Linked DNA regions of Homo sapiens: region 1 is linked to region 2. A link is a loop called in an ENCODE intact Hi-C map of the cell type or tissue named here. Cell type or tissue: PC-3. All regions are shown on one strand. Links, peaks and the distances in the headings refer to the core of each region. The heading gives the core; the rest is flanking DNA. Region 1 overlaps PARD3 (par-3 family cell polarity regulator). Region 2 overlaps PARD3 (par-3 family cell polarity regulator).

What was found. Hi-C counts contacts between places; a loop is a spot of excess contacts. Peaks named below come from ENCODE experiments on the same cell type or tissue, not always from the same donor. Only the 100,000 strongest peaks of a DNase experiment are listed, where the experiment ranks them.
Region 1: it touches region 2 in a loop (5-fold over the local background); 2 of 110 quality-filtered maps call a loop at or near these places.

Annotation. Positions count from the first base shown.
Region 1 is chr10:34,123,680-34,126,595 of GRCh38, reverse strand. All of the region lies in intron 23 of PARD3 (par-3 family cell polarity regulator), which reads left to right. Among named protein-coding and RNA genes, the nearest start is that of LINC02629, 220 kb to the right of the region's middle. In PC-3, for the core only: no CTCF peak of the experiment used is centred there; a DNase peak (open chromatin) is centred at 1,665; H3K4me3 peaks cover 752 bases; H3K27ac peaks cover 1,135 bases.
Region 2 is chr10:34,183,974-34,186,889 of GRCh38, reverse strand. All of the region lies in intron 22 of PARD3 (par-3 family cell polarity regulator), which reads left to right. Among named protein-coding and RNA genes, the nearest start is that of LINC02629, 280 kb to the right of the region's middle. In PC-3, for the core only: no CTCF peak of the experiment used is centred there; a DNase peak (open chromatin) is centred at 1,589.

The sequences.
Region 1 (2,916 bases), core at 126-2,625, 60 kb after region 2:
TGACCTTGAAGGGTCACTGTATTTGGAAGGGATGGGACCATGATCTCATTCTTTGGAATGGTTTGTAATCATTTTAGTTTTAAGGAACCACAAACTCACCTTCAAGCTGTGTGTACAACTGAGCCCATATTAGTTGAAATTGTCATGCTTGTTAGAAATGCCCACACACAAAGTGCAGCCAGATGTGTCACAGAGAAAAATATGTAAGCCAATTACTTTACATACAGAGCAGGATGCTGCGGAAAATTCATCCAAGTAGCCCTTTCAATCTACCTATTTTGAAAATGTTCTCTATAAGCTCTAGCAGTACAGAATGCACCTGTTCCTGGGCCTTTGTTCAAAATAATGTCTGGGCCTGAGGGAGCTGATTTGTGGCACAAAAGGTCTTTAGATGAGCAGAGGCCCAGAAAATTTCCTTAGCTCCATAATTGAAGTGAATTCTCTCCCAAGTTGAGCAAGAGAAGAAGAAAAGGCAACTTCTTCCTCACGTAGTGCCAGGTGCAACATAAATAAAGCAGCAAGTTGCTTTAAATCTTTCTTAAGATAATGGAACAATAGGTGAGGTTAGGGTTATTATCACAGAGCTTCGATATGGACAGGACTTAGTGTTGCTTTTAAAAGAACTAAATTGCAGGCTGCAGACGTAAGTACAGTATGCCGTAAAAACTTTGCAGATACCTGAGTGTTGCCAACAAGGAGACTTGCTGGCTGAGACGACTGATAGATGGGATAATGGAGCCTTTAATAATAGCTGTATTGCTAAATCCTTTCCATCCCAGGTTGGGAGTGACTGAAAGTAGTTTAGTCCTTCAGGTAGAAAATTGATACTCTGCAATGTGAATATCCTCTTCTCCCTCAAGCTTGCTTGTTTCCTAGCTGTCCGTCATTCAATGAATAACAAAATCTGTCCTTTTCTCCCTTTTCCTGTTTCAGACTTTAATAGCTCTCCCTGCCCTCTTAGGGCTCTGCCTGCTTTAATTGGCAAGGCAGTCATAGCACACAGCCACTCTGTACCACTAGATTGCCTCCCTGTGCCTGGGCAATTTCAGAAAATGGTGGTTTTCCTTTCGTTTCCATCTTTTTTAAGACTTAAAAAGTATCTGCTCTCATTTTCTCCTAGCGGCCTCCATGCCTTGACTCAAAAAATGCTGCCTTAGTTGACAGCCTTGAAATGAGTATGACCCTAGCTCTAGTTGGGTGGAAATCACCTCGCATAGAAATAGACCTGGAGGGCCGGGCACGGTGGCTCACTCCTATAATCCCAGCACTTTGGGAGGCCCAGGTGGGTGGATCCCGAGGTCAGGAGTTCAAGACCAGCCTGGCCAACATGGTGAAACCCCGTCTCTACTAAAAATACAAAAATTAGCCGGGCGTGGTGGCAGGTGCCTGTAATCCCAGCTACTCAGGAGGCTGAGGCAGGAGAATCACTTGAACCCAGGAGGCTAAGGTGGCAGTGAGCCAAGATCACGCCATTGCACTCTAACTTGGCGACAAGAGCAAGACTCCGTCTCAAAAAAAAAAAAAGAAAGAAATAGACCTGGAGATAAGCCATCTGCAGAGAGGTGCCCATCACACATGGAGAGAGCCTCTGTACTGTCGCAAAGTCAGCACTTTATTCTGCCCTGTGACCTGTCCCTCAGCCAAAGGCTCTGTGACTCATGGCCATGCTATGCTCAGAAGCCCTGTGTGGTAGGAACTCCTGAAGCTACCTTGGGTTGCCATTAGCCCAGATACTAAAGTGCCTGGCTTGTTTTGTAGAGCAACCTTTTTATTTTCAGTGTTCCTATTGCTTAAGATGGGGGCGGGGATAAAAGATCTAAGCACTGGTGTGAAAGATGAGGTGAAGACAAATACAATTAAGACCAAAACATTCATTTCTAAAAACTTCATGAGGGAAACGGGTGTGCTTTGCAGTCTTTTCAGCCATTACTCACATCCTTAGGAGCAATTAAGCTTTTCAACATTCAAGACCCACAAGAGTTCAGTCAATAGTTACATAATTATGGCATGTGTGGGTGGGTGCGGAAGGCTGGGAAGGCACGATGGGTAGACAAAAGTTAACGTTGTTTTGATTAAAGGTTGTACATAAGTCTACTGAAGAAAATAATTACCAATATTAGCACTGGCCACTTTTCAACAGAGTCAACAGTTGACACTCTTCACATGATTTAATGGCATAAAAATGATTTCTGCTCCCTACCAAATCTTTAAATTGCTACTCTTATCAGAATATGGAATTCCTATTAGGGTCACAGCTCATGTGAATTGCTAAAGTAAGGATTGTGAATCTCAAGGGAATGCCATTAGTCTTTTTGTCATCAGCATCATTCTCACCATCATCTTCATCACAGGTTTTCATCCAAAGTGCCTGAATGTTTTGTATTTTACTTTTTGTTTTCTATATGTGCCCTTGGACATACAAAATTTTGCAGATTTTTATCATTCATAATTTAAGGAGAAAATCTGCTCAAAGTGATCCTTTATAAAAATATTACATATGTGTGTGGATATATATATACACGTGCACACCCACACATACTTACACACTATTTTCCTTATCTATAAGAAGAAAAGTGATAGATTATTTGAAATTATTGAATATTCTATGTATATGTTAATATAACAATGATTTTATTTCATAAGTGGCAGCACACTCGCATATTAAGCTGTCAAAGTCTTACAGTATTACCTAGTTCTAATTAGTACTGAAACTTTGTACTGTGGATATTCATGTTTGTTCTTTACTCTGTTAACTGTCTATTAAATATTTCGTTTTGTATTTTCATTTTTTTCTATTTTTATTTTGAAGCAATGATTTTATTTAATTAAGAGAAATGCTTAAAGACTTAATTCATAAAACACCGTATGAGACCATTACAAGCATGTAATCTCCAGCACTTTGGGAGGCAAAGGTGG
Region 2 (2,916 bases), core at 242-2,741:
AAGAAAAATGAAGCCCTGCTTTTGCCTTTAGGAAGTCACAGTCCTGTTGGGAAGGGTTGGAGTGGAGAGGGGAGACCTCAGCCATTAAGAATACAGGAGAGAGGGGCTGACACCAGAAGGTCTGTGGGCAGAGACAGACGGCTGAGTCCTTGGCACCCAGGGAAGAGGAAGGAGAGGCTGACGGGTCACAGGATGGCATCTTACATGGCCTTTTGAGGTTGCCACTGCTTATGTCCTCCTCCTGTTCCCCAACTGCTCCCCTCATTCTTCCCTGGGAATGGTAGCTTACTCTGGGCTCATCAGAGGGAAAACAAGAAACTGTGATACATAAATTCTGCAACTGGTTGTGGTCCTGGTGATGACTTCTTCCAGAATGGCTCTCTCAGTCCAACAGTGAGGTGAGATTGAGGGTCGGAACCATTAGGGTACAATGGTCCAAATTCCAGCCTGCACCTGAAAATCCCAGTGTTTGGGAATCTGATTGGGGAGCATCCTGGAGGCAGGCTGGGTTTCTTTTTTTTTTTTTTTTTTTAAGAGGGTCTCATTCTGTCACCCAGGCTGGAGTGCAGTGGTGCAATCATAGCCCGCTACAGCCTTGAACTCCTGGGCTCAAGCCATCTCTCCACCTCTGCCTTCCAGAGTGCTGGGATTACAGGCGTGAGCTACCCCGTCCGGCTTTAGGGCTGGGTTTTGAGGAAGTTGTGTCCTCGTGGCCTGAGCTTTCCTTTTCTTCCTGCATCTCCTCCCCTATGTGATGCCTCCCCCCTGCTCGTTGTTTGGGTTGCAGGGTGAGAGAGAGAACCTTCTCCAAGTCCTGACTGCTCCCTGGGCCCAAGTTCAGGCTGAGCTCCTTCACTGGCCCTGCAATTTTACACATGCCGCTCAACTCCTTGGAAACAAAGGTTTCCTCTCTGTAAGATGAAGGTGATACGTAACCCCTGGGGTTGTGAGAATTAAAGGAGGCACATTTTAAAGCACTTTTTAAACTGTAAAACTCTGCAATATAATGTGTAATATGGATATTCCTATGCAAATATAATATAATATAATATAATATAATATAATATAATATAATATAGAAGATGTTACTGTGTTCAGTTTTATTATTTTACCTGGCTGCCTACTCAGGGTCCTGTGATGTTCTCTGTAACTGCTCTAGTTCAGAAATGAAGCCTCGAGTAGGAGGTGTGGGCACTGCCTGCCCTGGCTTCTTTCTACCAAAGTGACTTAGATGTCTTGGAGCTAAAACATGAGAGGCAAAAAATATCTTAAAGATAAATGCCGTGTCTGTGTTGCATATAAAATTCAATAAATATCCAGTAACTGTTGAGATATGAGCCCATGAACAGAAAAAAGAAAAAAAATCCAGTAAATGAAGGAATTACTTTAAAAGATTTCAGTCTTTTCCTTTTGTCTTTTTCTGTTTTTAATATACATGAAGACTAATTTAAAGACCCTTTTCTCTTTTTAAGTATGTTTGGAGATCTGTATGACAAATTGGCTCCTAACATTGTATAATACTAATGACAGGATATGAAAGACAGCATTCTTTAGGACAAAGGAATGCAGTTTTCAAAGACCAATAAAAGTTGGCAAAGAAATTTGCAGATCAGGACCCAGGACAATGCTTACATAACCTCTCAACTGTTTTTCCAGGTTTGAAGTGCAAATAACAGAGATAAAGACAGAAACTACACATGTAAACTTGATATATTAATAGCTCATCCAATCTACATAACAAAATAAACCAGGGGTCTAGGCCCTAAAAGTGATAGCCGTGGTGTTAGATTTCTGGGCCTCCTTTATTCCAGGGGATGGGGCTCTGACAGGTGAAACACAGCATTTGTTTAAACAGAATAGAGAAAGTCTGCAAAACATTCAAGGGCAGGAAGTAGCAATAAATACTCCTCTGTGCAACTGAAGCAGCACAGAGCTTGGGGTGAGCAGAATGTCATCACTCAAAGTAGAATTTGGCCAGGGCCTCCCAGGGTCCCACCAAGGGATGCAGTGAACTTTCTAAAAGTCAAGACCTCTGTCTTATCTCCTCCAAAAGATGAGAAAGTGAGATGTGAAGCTCCTTTCTGGAGATGGGATATGTTTTTCATGGTAGGTTCTGATCTCTTTTGCAGGCTTTGAGCATAAGAACCAAGGGCACAAAAATAGCTCCTTGAGGGAAAAAAAAAAAAAAAAACCGAAAGGCCTGGAACACAGGATGATGTGCAGGCGTTGGTGAGCTGGGGTTGTAAATCGACAATCCCTTGAACAGAGGAAGACCTAGTTAAAGAGACTTTGGTTTTCTTATAAGGCATGAATAAACGCTCTGGGCAGTCTGCCCCATTGGAAAACAGAATAATGCTAATAATTTGCATTTATATAATACCCCCCGGCTTGTGGATCTACAAGCACTTTGCAAACATTAATTAATTCTCTAAACCCCCTATGAGCCAGGGGGTGCCATCAGTAACTAATCACGAAGGAGGGCAAGTGATTCTTGACAGAGTGGATATGCAAGTTAGAGAACACTGCGAGCTTGGGAGCTGAAGAGGTTGAGTGGAATTTTTATGAGAAAGAACAACCAAGGTAGAATGTTGATCAGACTGTGTGGGAAACAAACCTGGATATTATGACCATAGGTGAAGGCTATCAACTAACAATTCAGTTCCTCTCCTGTTGTTCGCCTCTTCATTTTCAAAGCTCTGCTTATACTTGGTCGGAAACCTCAGTGTGAAGGTCTGGATTCAGTTCACTATTCCCAGTATAAAAGGATGTGCAGACTGAGCACAGTGGCTCACACCTGTAATCCTAGCACTTCAGGAGGCAGAGGCAGATGGGTTGCTTGAGCCTAGGAGTTAGAGACCAGCCTGGGCAACACAGCAGAAACCCTGTCTCTACAAAAAATACAAAAATTAGCCAGCC